3 separate regions of the Homo sapiens genome follow, and all the other regions are linked to region 2. A link is a contact called in ENCODE Hi-C or POLR2A ChIA-PET data. All regions are on one chromosome and are shown on one strand. The core of a region is the stretch at or near the end of the contact, and the rest is flanking DNA. Distances in the headings are between cores, read along the strand shown.

Region 1 (4,463 bases), core at 143-2,642, 7.3 Mb after region 2:
TTCAAAACCTCACAGGGCTTTGTAGCTATAAAGATATGTAAGGATCCTTGGGTTATCTGAAGCCCAGAGAAGGGAGATAACTTGTCCAAGAGCACACAGCAAGTTGGGGGCAGCGCTGGGCCAGTGCTCTGAGCTCCTCCAACCCCGCCCCCACCCACCCAAGGCTAGATCTAGATCTACCCACTCCTCTCCTTAACTCTTCATCGGCTGTACTCCCACCCTAAGGAGTCGAAATCCCCACCCTAGGGAGAGACATATCCTGTCTGGATTGTCCAAAAGGGAATGAAAGGTAAAAATGAAAAAAAAAAAAAAAAGTGTCCCCAATTCAAGTGCAGTGCCTCCCTGGTGCGGGCATTCCAGCGTGGCCTGGAGTGAGTGGCAGTCCACCTCCAGAGGCGTCCCCTGGGCGCTCCTAGGGACTCGAATTTCCCACGCGGCTTTTTGCTTTATGTATTCACTGTTTAGACGTTTTCGGTCAAAGCATTTTGGGACTTCCGTAACTCTCAGAGCGCGCCAGGGAGCCGCCCTTAAAGATACCTAGTTACTGATGAGTTCCATCCGGTAAAGCAGAGGGTAGTGGGCGGCTTGGAGACTCAGGATCCGGGTCCCCTCACGCTCCTGGCTGAGTCCCTGGCTTCACAGGGGAAACTACCTCCGCAGGCCAGGACCCATCTAGTTACAGGATACCTCGATGTTACAAAGACGAGGCTTCCAGCGCGGGGGCGTGGAGGCGGCTGCCAGCCCTGCCCGCAGCGTGCTGGCGACCCCCGGGACGCCCCTTCCCTCCCGCGCCTCTGCTCCCTAGCTGGTGGGAGCAGAGCGGCACCGGGATCACTTCCAGGTCCCTTGCACCGGAGGAATGGGCGGCAGCAGGGTCCGGAGTCGGCCCGGCGGGGCCCACGTGGCCAGCACATCGGTCCTCCGCTCGCGATTTCCCTTTTCCGCTCTCGGGCACGAGGTACTGAACGCCAGGTGGAAGCACAGCTGTGCAGCTACAGGCTCTGCCGTTCAGCTGCCGCGGGCCGGGGCCGGGGCCTGCGGCGTCGTGCGCGTGCGCGGACCAGTTCCAGGCGGGCGAGACCGCCGCAGGGCGGGGCGGGGCGAGGCGGCCGCAGGGCGGGGAGGGCGGGGAGAGGCGGCCGCAGGGCGGGGAGGGCGGGGCGCGAAGCCGGGGGCGGGGGCCACGCGTGGGGCAGGCGGTGCTCGGCTCGGCTGACGTCGGCCCGCCGGCGCCCCACCAGCTCCGCGCGGGCCCGGGTTGGCCACCGCCGGGCCCCCGCCCCTCCCCCGGCGGTGTCCCGGCCGGAACCGATCGTGGCTGGTTTGAGCTGGTGCGTCTCCATGGCGACCCGCCGGTGCTATAAGTAGGGAGCGGCGTGCCGTGGGGCTTTGTCAGTCCCTCCTGTAGCCGCCGCCGCCGCCGCCCGCCGCCCCTCTGCCAGCAGCTCCGGCGCCACCTCGGGCCGGCGTCTCCGGCGGGCGGGAGCCAGGCGCTGACGGGCGCGGCGGGGGCGGCCGAGCGCTCCTGCGGCTGCGACTCAGGCTCCGGCGTCTGCGCTTCCCCATGGGGCTGGCCTGCGGCGCCTGGGCGCTCTGAGGTGAGGGACTCCCCGGCCGCGGAGGAAGGGAGGGAGCGAGGGCGGGAGCCGGGGCGGGCTGCGGGCCCCGGGCCCCGGGCACGTGTGCGGCGCGCCTCGCCGGCCTGCGGAGACACGTGGTCGCCGAGCGGGCCACGACCTTGAGGCGCCGCTTCCTCCCGGCCCGGGGTTCTCCCGCGGCTGGATAAGGGTGATCCGGGCGCCTCGTTCTGCCCCCGTCTTCACAGCTCGGGGCTGGAGGGGCCTAGGGGAGACCCACCCGGAGACCCTGCGGCCCCGCGCCGGCCTCTTTCCCAACCCTTCGGCGGCCGCGCGCTGGCCGGGGAGCCGTTGGGGAGGCCCTGGCGGCCGCGCAGCAGGTGCAGGGGCGCAGAGCCCGGGCTCGCCTTGGTACAGACGAGCGGGCCCCGGCCTTGGCGCCTTCAGTTTCCTTCCAGTTTTTATTTTCGCTGTGTCTACAGAGCAGATGACACCAATTTGGAAACCCGCGAGAGTGGGTAGAGCTAAGATAGTCTTGCTGTAGTAGCTGTGATATTAGATGCTCGGCCATGACTTAGAGGTGTTTATTTAAGGACTGTGAATGACTCGGTGATTTCGGAAAAGCTTGGCTTAGATGAACGGACATACACAGGGGAGACAGCCCTAAGGTTTGCAGAAAAGGCTGATTGTGCTGTTTGCGAAGTCGAAATAATTGGTGAAAGTGTAGAAGGCAGAACCTCTCAGGAATGTCTGGGGAGGACAAAGAATGTGTTGGCTGACTTTGTTTAAACATAAAATTGGGCAGACTTTAATTGATTTGTGAAATTTTTTTCAAAGTTTGTTTGAATTAGCCCCTATCTCTTCTAACATTATCCTCTTGTGCTAATTGATTGACCATTTTAAATAACTTAGCTGTTACAGAAAGACCGAAAGGTGTTCTTCAGTAAAATATATTCAAGTAAGTTACTTAAGTAACGCCTTAAAAGATACAGAAAAGCAAAAAAGTATTGGCGTATTAAAAAGAAATCAAAACTTTCCAAGTTTAGGCCTGAACATTGCCTTAAAAATATTTAATAAGGCCTCAAATGACCCAGTCCGAGACTGCATGAGCCTATTTATTATTAAATTGTAAATATTCTTCATATAAACAAAAATATATAACCATGTCTGTAACAAAAATGGTTTTGCTAGCGTTGTTACTCTCTTCCCTTCTCCGAGGGGTGATTTAGGCAACTTCGGAGGTTGACAATGCCAAGCAGTCACAATAGATAGAGCTTTAAAGCAAATTCTATGCATGGGTTTGGATTTATGACAGGCCCGTCACCCTGGGCCTGTCATAGTACCCCATGCCAGAGCAAACTGTGTCCCCGAACCATTGCCTGGCCTCTGTGCCCGTAGGCTGCTGGCACTGAAGTGGGTTGCACAGTGGAAAAGAAGAAAGCTCTACCTGGCAGAAATTTTTAAAGGTTAAAATAAATAATTTTAAGAAAGCTGGTTCACAAGGTGCCACATTTGATGAAAGCAAAATACAGTGGCTTTTATTGTTACTAGAGTGATGTTCTTGCTTGTTTTTCTTTTTTGGTGAAGTTAGCCCCAAATTATTCTCATAGCTAAGCAAATACGAGAGTGACTGTAAGGACAGTTGGCATTCCCGGAATTGCTAAACTTGGTAGGCAACGCTGGTTTAAGAATACTGAGTTCTAGCCGGGCGTGGTGGCTCACGCCTGTAATCCCAACACTTTGGGAGGCTGAGGCAGGCGGATCACCTGAGGTCGGGAGTTGGAGACCAGCCTGACTAACATGGAGAAACGCCATCTCCACTAAAAATATAAAATTAGCCAGGCCCCGGGTGTGGTGGCACATGCCGGTAATCCCAGCTACTCGGGAGACTGAGGCAGGAGAATCGCTTGAACCCAGGAGGCGGAGGTTGAGGTGAGCCGAGATCATGCCATTGCACTCCAGCCTGGGCAACAAGAGTAAAACTCTGTCTCAAAAAAAAAAAAAAAAAATACTGAATTCTGATCAGGTAACAGCAACTGTAATACAATGTGATAAGTTGACTTGAAGATTACAGTTTTTAAGAAGTATATACCCAGCTAATACATGAAAATTAACTCGTAAAATCTCAAATGCTCCAGACATTTCCATGATGCCTGTTGGTCAGTAAAAATCATTCTAAGACTTAGTGGAAGTAGGAAATGTTTGTATGGCTGTGTATAAAGGCTATAATGTAATCCCAGCACTTTGGAAGACCGAGGCGGGTGGATCACCTGGGGTCAGGAGTTTGAGACCCACCTGGACAACGTGGTGAAATCCTGTCTCTACTAAAAACACAAAAATTAGCCGGGCATGGTGGCAGGCGCCTGTAATCCCAGCTGCTGGGGAGGCTGAGGCAGGAGAATCGCTTGAACCCGGGAGGCAGAGGTTGCAGTGAGCCAAGATTGCACCGCTGCACTCCAGCCTGGGTGACAGCGTGAGACTCTGTCTCAAAAAAAATAAAAAAGTCTATAATGCTATTTTAAGTTTCTAAGGAACTGAAACTGCTCTGAAATAAATCAGACCATTATAAGACTTTTTTCCATATCAGTGAGCTAAGTGCAGATAAGCTTCTGAAACTTGCATGCTAGATTTTTTTGGTACAAATATTTGAAATGCTTAGTGTGCTGCCTTGGAAAAACCTGGTATTTTTTGTTGTGTCCTTATACTGCCAAGGTTTATGGAATCATGTACCTTATGCCTAGTAATAATTAGGATGACCAGGCCAGTGAGTGGTTCATATCCGGGGCATGATTAGCTCTGCGTGTGCTCAGCCAGTGCCCCATCTTCAACTCGATGTGTTCCTAAGGTAGACAGCAAATTCCCTATTTTATTTCTCAGATTGTCACT
Region 2 (3,984 bases), core at 1,285-3,784:
TGTAAGAACAACACATAGCAAATAACTTTATAAACCTATTAATGGCTTAAATTGATTTAGCTTACTTATTTGAATCAACAAAGTCAGAACACATAGCAAACCACTTCATAAGCAATGGACTTCAGATAGGAAGCCTAGGATTTGGGTTTTGAATATACCACTGATTAGGTGTATGACCTTGGGAAGACATTTAACCGTTCTACAAAATGACAGGTATTAAACCAGATGCATTACAAGATTCTAATATCTGTAATCTAGTATTTAATATTTGAATTGCATGACCAACTGGTAGCATGGAATAAAAAAAAATCACTCTATTTCAGAAAGTATTGCTTGGTATAATAGAAAGAACATAAATTTCCATCTTAAAGGACTTAAGAATCCACTTCCAGTTAAAACAAAAACAAGTCCTTTGATGTAACCATATGGTGCCCATAAATCAATTTAAGTTCCTAAAACTTCCTTAAAAGCTAATAAGCTTTTATTGGTTAATTATAAAACTGAATGAGGTGAGAAAAACACAGAACCTTGTTAATTTCACTAATGAATCAAATTTAAAGAACATAAAGAGGTCAGGGGCTTAACTGATGCAAAAATACACACTTTATTAAAGCAAGTTTTGCAATTTAGTTCAGCTTTAAGAAAAACATTAGAAAATTTACTTCGGAAAAGCAGAAAATGCTTAAATTTCCCAATTTCCATTTAGATGAGTATATATTCATATAAAGACTGGTAAATGGTGAAAACTATTTCAATGCAAGATTATATTTTAAGGGATTTACCACATAATCTCAGTAACTAATGCTGTTCTTTAAAATTATTTTTTCAATTTTATTTTCATATGAATTTAGCCTAAACGTTGAGGCATACTTCACGTTTATCAATAAATACTTATTAAATGTCTACTATTTAACAGGAAAGCTTTATAGGTGCTGGAGATACAATAATGGAAGATCAAGCCCTGCATTTAAAGACCTTAGTAGGGTAAGTGAGACTGCAGATAAAAAGGGCTTAAGAGGTAAGAAAGCAAGCTATAGTTGTATTTAGGAAAAAAGGTCCCCCACTTAGGAATCAAGGAACGGTTCCTGAAGCAAGTGACATGTAAGTAGGGACCTCCCAACCGTGTTTCCCATTGGTTACAACAAGGCCAGATGTTTTGGTCTATTTTGACTATGTCATATTTTTCGTTGATCCATGGCAAGGGCCACAGTAGGAATATAATATATATGTGATTACTTTTAGAAATAAAAAGTGACTTTGATGTAAAGAATTCCATTACCGGAGGCCAGAATTTCAACATCAATTTATTTGGAGGTGGAGTGAGGTGGCAGTCAATGCATTATTTTCCCCACACAGAAGAGAAGATTTTGGAGTATGAAAAGTAGGTTACTTGTTAGGTCAGCATATTCATGGGAAGGGTTGTGTAAAGACTGAAGCGGGAGTGTGGGGTTGAGAAGGGCGCTGAAACCTAAGCCAAGGAAGTTAAGACTTCATTACTTCTGACGTTTATTTAGGGGGTTTACACTCTAGGTTACCGTGGGGGAAAGACTGATTGTAAATAACTACAATACCTTAAAGTAATTACTATAACAGAACTATATCCGAAATACAAGGTTAACACGGAAAAGGGAACACCCAACTGTGCCTATGGGGACCAGGGAGGGCTCTCCCGGGATGGCTTTGAGCGAGGCGTGGGAATTATCCCCATCGCATGCCCGGGGGAAGCACAGCGGGACCCAGCAGCTTCGGCCAAGCGCAAGCGGCCGGAGAACGCGCAGCTTTCCCGAGGCGGGGTGACGCAGGGCCCTCGCGAGTGGAAAACAGGGGCCAAGTCGCGGCCTGGCGGCTCGGTTCGGACTTCCTACTTTATTCAAAGGGAGTCATTGAAGGCGTTTTCGGAGGAGCAGCGAACAAAGAGCTCGTCCGTAAGCCAGATGGTCAAAGGAATCAGTGGGAGGACCCGGGCGGCGCCGTCTCTCCACGTCCCGCGGGACTTACCCGGACAACCCTTCCTCCTTGGCTCTGGAAGAAGCCCCTTCGTCATTTACCAGTTTGGCCTGAATCCTAACTACTGTGCCTCCAAATTTCTGAATTTTCTCAAAAGGAAAAAAAAAAAGGAAAGTCCTCTTTCTTTACCCAAGCAAAGACTAGCTCCCCGGGCTCAACCGCCAGGCCCAGGAGCACCAGGAAGCGTTTCGAATCCAGCGCCGGGCCCGCGCGGCCCCGCCTCTTCCGGGAAGTGACTGACCCCTTTCCCCCAATGGGGCCCGCTCGGCTTTCCCTTGCCGGCTCCCAGCCGGCCTAGCGGACGCATGCGTAGACCAGCTGCCGGGGGCGCTCAATTATCTTTCCCTTTTACTTAGGCAAATCACTCACCTCCCCCGAGTCCGGTCACTGCGGAGCCGCCCGTGCCTACCAGCTTCCCCCACCCGCTAAGGGGCACTTCCGGCCTCTCAGACTCCGGCGGCGCGAAACCCCGCAACTGCGCAGGCGCGGGCGGAGCCCGAAGGGAGGGAGGGCGGGGCGCAGGCGCGGTTAGTACCGCGGTGGGCGCCGGGGCTCCCGGGAATCTACCTTCTCCTGCGGCCGGCACGCGGTTCCCAGGGGGCCAGCGGCGGTCAGCCGAGGTCGAGACGCCCGCAGGGTGGCCTTAGCGGCCGGTCGTACCACGGCAGCCCCGCCGATCAGGTTCCTTTGGGAGACTTCGACTTGTTGGCGGTAGGGTGAAGGCGCGCGCTGTCGCTTTCCCTTGCTCCGGGGTTCATCCTCCGCCCGCTGCCCCCTTGGCTGGCGACCCCCAGCCACCCGGGAGAGGCAGGGTCAGCTGAGCTGCGGCGGTGTTCATGGTCGTCCTTGCGGGCCCGGGCGGGAGATGTCCGTTCCTCGGGCGGGTCGGGCGGCCGGCGGCACCTTCGCGCGCTCTCCGAGGCGGCACCGGTCTCCTGAGCCGCGGGAAACCTGGCGTCTGCTCCGGGCCGTCCCCTCCCAGGCGGCCGTCCCCTCCCAGGCGGCCGTCCCCAGACTCTCCCGGGCTGTGGCGAATAACTGTAAAGCGGGGAGAGGTCTGGGGAAAGCTGGGGTAGGGAGTGGCTCTTAGCATGAGTCTGATGATATCTCGCAGGCGGCAACTGGTGTGTTTAAAGGGTGTATGCAAAGATCACTGAAATCGGATTTGTCATTAAAGCCCAGTTTTACGAAAATGCAAATTGTATTACCTAGAAAAATTAACATGTGTTCAAAGGTTTACTGATGGCATTTCTCTGCCCTCATTTCTTACAGAAATGAACCGGAGAAGAATCCCAATTGGGAATTGCGGAAAACAGGACTCTAGGGTAGAGAAAGGTTGTAGAACCAATAGGGTTTGAGGTAATACTGTGAAAATTCTTAGAGCAATCATTTGGTGTTTGAGCCCTCAAGACAGAAGTTTTGTGAGCGCTTATTACTCTGCATATGTCACGAGTAGTAGATTAAAAGCCAGTGTTTTAAAGGCAAACTTCTCAGTAATATATATTCAAAGGAAAAAAGAAAAACCCAAATCTCCTGACTTTTATATGGTTGCAGTGTGATCTTTTAACATGTACAATAGTATATACAGTGGCATGCAGTTTGTTCCATGGGTGTGTGGGTAGAGAGGGAACATATTAGAACTTCTATTTAGATTTATTTCATTTGATTTCTACGTGAAACATAGGGTATTAATTTTATGTTGGAACATGTATTTCAAATTTCTTTTGCTTAATGGGTGCAAGTACAAAACGTTTGGAGGCCACTAGTATATTGCCTAAAAGCGTGTATTTATATCACAAAAAGCCAGAATTGTGTGACTCTGAGCAGGTTGGTACCACCTCTTTAAGTTTCAGTTCTTCTTATGCAAGTTGGAAGAAATAATACAGTTATCAGTGCATCCTCTGTATCCGTGGACTCAATCAAGGGACTGAAAATATTTCAGAGGAAAAAAAGTGGATGGTTGCACAGACTTTTTTT
Region 3 (4,351 bases), core at 1,430-3,929, 6.0 Mb after region 2:
GTGTGTCCCCTCGACACACAGGCATGGGCCCCTCTCTCTCTCCAGACCCTCCCTCACAGCTCAGAAAGCGAACATTTCAGAAACAGCCATCCGATAGGCACCTGGGCCTCTTCTGAATGAAGAACCTGTGACGTCACTGAACGGCTTTGCTTGGGTTTTGTCCCAACTCTTTTTTCCCCACACACCCCGTTCCAGTTTTAAATGAGTGGGCTTATTATACAATACATTGGTCCAGGGTTCAATAAAGTGTCAAAATTGTGACTTTGCCCTTCTCAAGGAACAAGCCCCAAAGCTGCTAGTGGGTGATTCCAGGGACTTCCTCCTCAGGACCCCTCAAAAGCTCCAAGATCCCACGCCCGGGCTACCAGTGAGGAAGTGCAAGTGCAAACAGGTCGAACCACCAGCCTCGGTGTCCTGGCGGGACCTAACACCTGGATGTCTCTCAAAATGCTCCAAAAGCTGCCGACATCCGTGCAACAGCCCCCTCCCACCCTAAGGAAAAAGCTGCCTGTACCCCTCGACTACCCCCATTGGCAGGCTTGCCCAAATCAATTAACCTCATTTAGGTACCTTTTAGGCCTTGAACCCAGTACACAGATGGTCCGGAAAAGCCAACCGGAAGAGAGGTGGCAGGCAGGGGGAGGGGGTGTCCCACAGGGATGATTTACAGAGCAGAGGCCGGCGTCAGCCAGGACTGTCCCAACCCCACAAAGAGCCCCTCCTCGCTGGCACCCTGTGGCACTTTAAAATCATAACAACCACAATGATTCGTGGACCCCATATTATGTTCCAGGGGCTCTTTTTTATCTCAATTAATTTTTGCAACAATCCTGTGAATGGGTATGATTATCCCTTCATTTTACAGATGGGAAAACTGAGGCTCAGAGGATTGAAGTCTTCTGCCCAAGTTCTACATCTGTGAGTGGTCAGAACAACAACTGCAAAGCCCAGTGCTCTGTGCCGGCCTCGGCGCATCTCAGACCACGGTGGCCTCAGGACCTTCTTCTGAAATATCTTTTCATCTCCTGACCCTCCCCTGCCGTCTGTTCTGGGCCCTTTGTGCAGCTGACCACGCAAAGAGCAGGAGAGCAGGACCCACAGACTTCCTTCTGGCTGGGCCAGGCCAATTGTCCCCACCTAATCCAGGGCAGGCTCCTTCTCAGTCACTTCCAAGGTCCCCCCTACAACCAGGAATCCCTGCGGTCTCTCACCTGAACCCTCGCGTTCTCTCCCACACCACAAGACTCAGCAGGTCCGCCCCTTGTCCCCCTGTGCTTTTCTAAAAGAAAGGAACTGCTGATAAGCGAGACCTGGGTGGGTGAAAGAACTCGCTCAGGGTCCCACAGAGCTCAGGCAGAGCCCAGACCTCCCGACCCGAGTCCAGGGCTATATCCAGGCCTGGCTCCACAGGACCACAGGGCCCCACATGCAAATAGGAATAATAAGCGCCAAAACACACAACCCATGCACAAAAACACTCAATAACAAATGCTGGCAAACGTGAAGTGCTATCAAAGTATATAATCATAAATCCAACTGTTACACCTTTCAACAAGAATCTGGGAGCAAGAAAAGTGTTCATGTGTGGATGTGCTTATTTCTCAAATACTATACATTCCTCAACTGCTTACTTTCATTAATAAGACCCAAATTACGGAACAAAGGATAAACAGTCAATCTCACAATCACTACCCCTAGACCACCATACCACAACACCCCCAATTAAAAAAACGGCTACAAGCTTTGATTTCCCAAAACACTTCTATCCTGTGGGAAACTGCCGGGTTCTAAAACATCTCCAAATTAATACTGCCAGTTGTCTTAGTTGGTTTCCTGCTTGCTGATCAAAAACAGGGTTGACATCTGCTTTCTCCAGCAACTACTGACCACACAAATTACCTACTCTAGCTCCACAGCACTTAAGTTACTCCCAAAACGTTACTTCTCATCCTGCATTTTCCTGGCCTTGCCCATAATAAAATTACGTGCAGGAGCAGCTGACGGAGCTCACTAGGCCTAGCACCTCCTAGGCTGCAAGAAAGGTGCAGAGGCCTCGCAGGGGAGAGCTGTAATATGAGAACCGGGATTCCAACCTGGGCTCAGCCTGCCCTGCCGCCCGGCAACTGTATGACCTTGGGCACAGAGGTCAACCTCCCTGAGCCTCAGTTTCCTCAACTGCAGCGCTGGAATCCTAACTCCGGGGGAAAGAAAGGCTCTCATCCCAGTCCCCGGCGCAAAGCTGGGGATGATCGCGCAGAGCCAGGACGCACCCGCGCTGGCCGGCTGGAGCTAGTCCCCGCGGTTCTGGGACTGCGCGGCAGCCCCCAGTGGCCCCTACGCCGCTCGAGATCAGCCAAGCCGGGCCCACACCGGGCCTCGCGGCGCGTCAGGAAAGCCAGGCCCGAGGGATGCTCGCGAGGCCCTCCCGGCCTCCGGGGCCTGTTTCCCCGCCTCCCTCCCCCGAACCACTTCCCGTAGAGGGCCCCGGGGACGTAGCCCGGCCGTCGGTCCTCGGGCCCCGGGGCCGAGCCCCCGCCTCGCCACGCGTCCTCAGCGCCCCGGCGCCGCGCCCCGCCCCGCCTAACCCGAGGCTGCGGCCCCTGCTCCACAGCGGGAGGCTGGAGGCGGCGGCTACTCACCGAGCGGCGCCGCGCGTGGCCGCCTTTGTATTGCAAACACCCAGCCCGCCGCCGGCTGTCAGCGCAGCTCGCCTTCGGGGGCGGGGCAGGGGCGGGGGCAGAGGGCAGGGGCGGGGCAAGCGGGGCGGTGCGAGGGGGACTCGGGACGCGCTGGTGGCCCGGCTGCTTTCAGGGCCTGCTGGCCGGCCCTGCCCGCTCACCCCTGGCCGCCTATCTTAGCGTTCCTGGGGGTGGGGCCCCTTAGGCCGCCTTTCTGATTTTCCTTTCCAGAGCCAAACTCGTGTGTTTCTTCAACACTCTGACTTGACCTATGCCGATGACTGGGGGAGTGAGGACGGAGGGGTGCAGAGAAAAGGCAGCCAGGTAAAAGTCCAGGTAAACCACCCAGGGCCTGGCCGCGATCACGTCGGTCCTATGGGTCCCGCTTATCACCAGTGGCGGGATCTGAGCCCGTCCTTGACTTTACTGACCCTCGCCCTTCGTTTCTTCCACCTTAAAGGCGCAATCGCGTTGACCTATCGCCATCTCTTCTTAGCTTCTCCACGCCGGGCCACCCCTGTCCTTCATCCTGATGGTGACAGCCTCCACTCCCGCCTCTGCCAAGCGGTGGTCCAGGTGCGGAACGGTGGCTCTGAACAGGAGGGACAGGCAGCTCCCTGCGCCTCTCCAGCCGGGAGGCAGGCAGCGGATAAACAATGAGCCACATAACGTCTGGTGGTGAAATGATTTCCATCAATGGGAGGGTGTCATATTTGAACTGAAACTCTAAATGACAAGAAACACCTATGACTACAAAGATGGGGAGGAGGCAGGGCTTTCTGGAGAGCAGAAATGGCAGGTGCAAAGGTCCTGGGGCCGGTGCTGTGGGCTGGAGGGAAGGCAGGGGCCAAATATTCAGGTCTTGTAGGCCAAGGCAAGGAGTTTAGGTATTATTTAAATGTTATTCCAAACCAATTCTTTTTGAGACAGGGTCCCACTCTGTCACCCAAGCTACAGTGCAGTGGCACAATCTCGGTTCACTGCAGCCTTCACCTTCTGGCCTCAGGCAATCCTCCTGCCTCAGCCTCTCAAGTAGCTGGGACCACAGGTGCATGCCACCACGCCCAGCTAATTTTTCAAACTATTTGTAGAGACCAGGTCTCCCTATGTTGCCCAGGCTGGTCTCAAACTGCTGGGCTCAAGCAGTCTTCCCACCTTGGCTTCCCAAAGTGCTGAGATTACAGGTGTGAACCACCACGCCTGGTCCAAAAAGAATTTTAAACCTGGGAATTATATGATCTAATTTACTTCTTTAAAAAGTCACCCCTCCACTCCATGGAAAATGGACTGCAGGAGTAGAAGCCAGCAGACAGGTGGCACTGCAGGAAACCGGGGGACATGATGGTGGCTCAGATTACAGGGGCTACTCAGCAAGAAGCGGAAGGACTTCAGAGAGATTTGGAGGCAAAACCCACAGGCTTACTGATGAATGGAACCGGTGGAGGTGTGTGATGCGATACTCAAAGGCAAGTCTCAGTGTGGAGATGGAACCGCTGCTCTGCTGAGATGCAGAGGGCCAGGGAGGAGGCCAGCTTAGAAACAGCATCGAATGCGGCAGCTTAGTGAATTGGATAAGCCAGCAAGCTTGAGATAGATGTTTGGGGACAGCTGCTTGGAGAGCTTTGTCCAGGGGCGCGGCTCCCGTCCATCTGGTCAAGTGTGGACACGCTCCC

The links. A loop is a pair of places that touch in the nucleus more often than their neighbours do. ChIA-PET counts read pairs that join two places held with the same protein, here RNA polymerase II (POLR2A). Pooled maps may share reads with other maps.
Region 1: a loop to region 2 is called in a map with no recorded cell type, with 22 times the contacts of the local background. The contact joins the promoter of ODC1 here to the promoter of SMC6 in region 2. A Hi-C loop is called at or near these places in 2 of 37 single-sample maps with no recorded cell type and 4 of 50 pooled maps.
Region 3: a pooled map shows a loop between it and region 2 (5-fold over the local background). The contact joins the promoter of LPIN1 here to the promoter of SMC6 in region 2. A Hi-C loop is called at or near these places in 4 of 37 single-sample maps with no recorded cell type and 7 of 50 pooled maps. POLR2A ChIA-PET finds 5 or more read pairs at or near these places in 4 of 52 experiments (activated B cell, activated CD4-positive, alpha-beta T cell, activated T-cell and 1 more).

Annotation. Positions count from the first base shown.
Region 1 is chr2:10,445,256-10,449,718 of GRCh38, reverse strand. It overlaps ODC1 (ornithine decarboxylase 1), which reads left to right and starts at 1,392. Exons shown (of 12, transcript NM_002539.3): 1 at 1,392-1,598; 2 at 4,455-4,463. SNORA80B (small nucleolar RNA, H/ACA box 80B) reads left to right here and starts at 2,870; the gene lies at 2,870-3,005. RefSeq lists silencers at 522-2,001, 3,226-3,455 and an enhancer at 2,122-2,211.
Region 2 is chr2:17,752,360-17,756,343 of GRCh38, reverse strand. SMC6 (structural maintenance of chromosomes 6) reads left to right here and starts at 2,534. Exons shown (of 28, transcript NM_001142286.2): 1 at 2,534-2,718; 2 at 3,280-3,366. GEN1 (GEN1 Holliday junction 5' flap endonuclease) reads right to left here and starts at 2,206. Exons shown (of 14, transcript NM_001130009.3): 1 at 1,999-2,206. RefSeq lists silencers at 2,419-2,558, 2,699-3,058.
Region 3 is chr2:11,744,960-11,749,310 of GRCh38, reverse strand. It overlaps LPIN1 (lipin 1), which reads right to left and starts at 2,679. Exons shown (of 21, transcript NM_001349206.2): 1 at 2,640-2,679. It overlaps LOC124907735 (a long non-coding RNA gene), which reads left to right and starts at 3,852. Exons shown (of 2, transcript XR_007086220.1): 1 at 3,852-4,351. RefSeq lists enhancers at 756-1,427, 3,939-4,351 and a silencer at 2,431-3,000.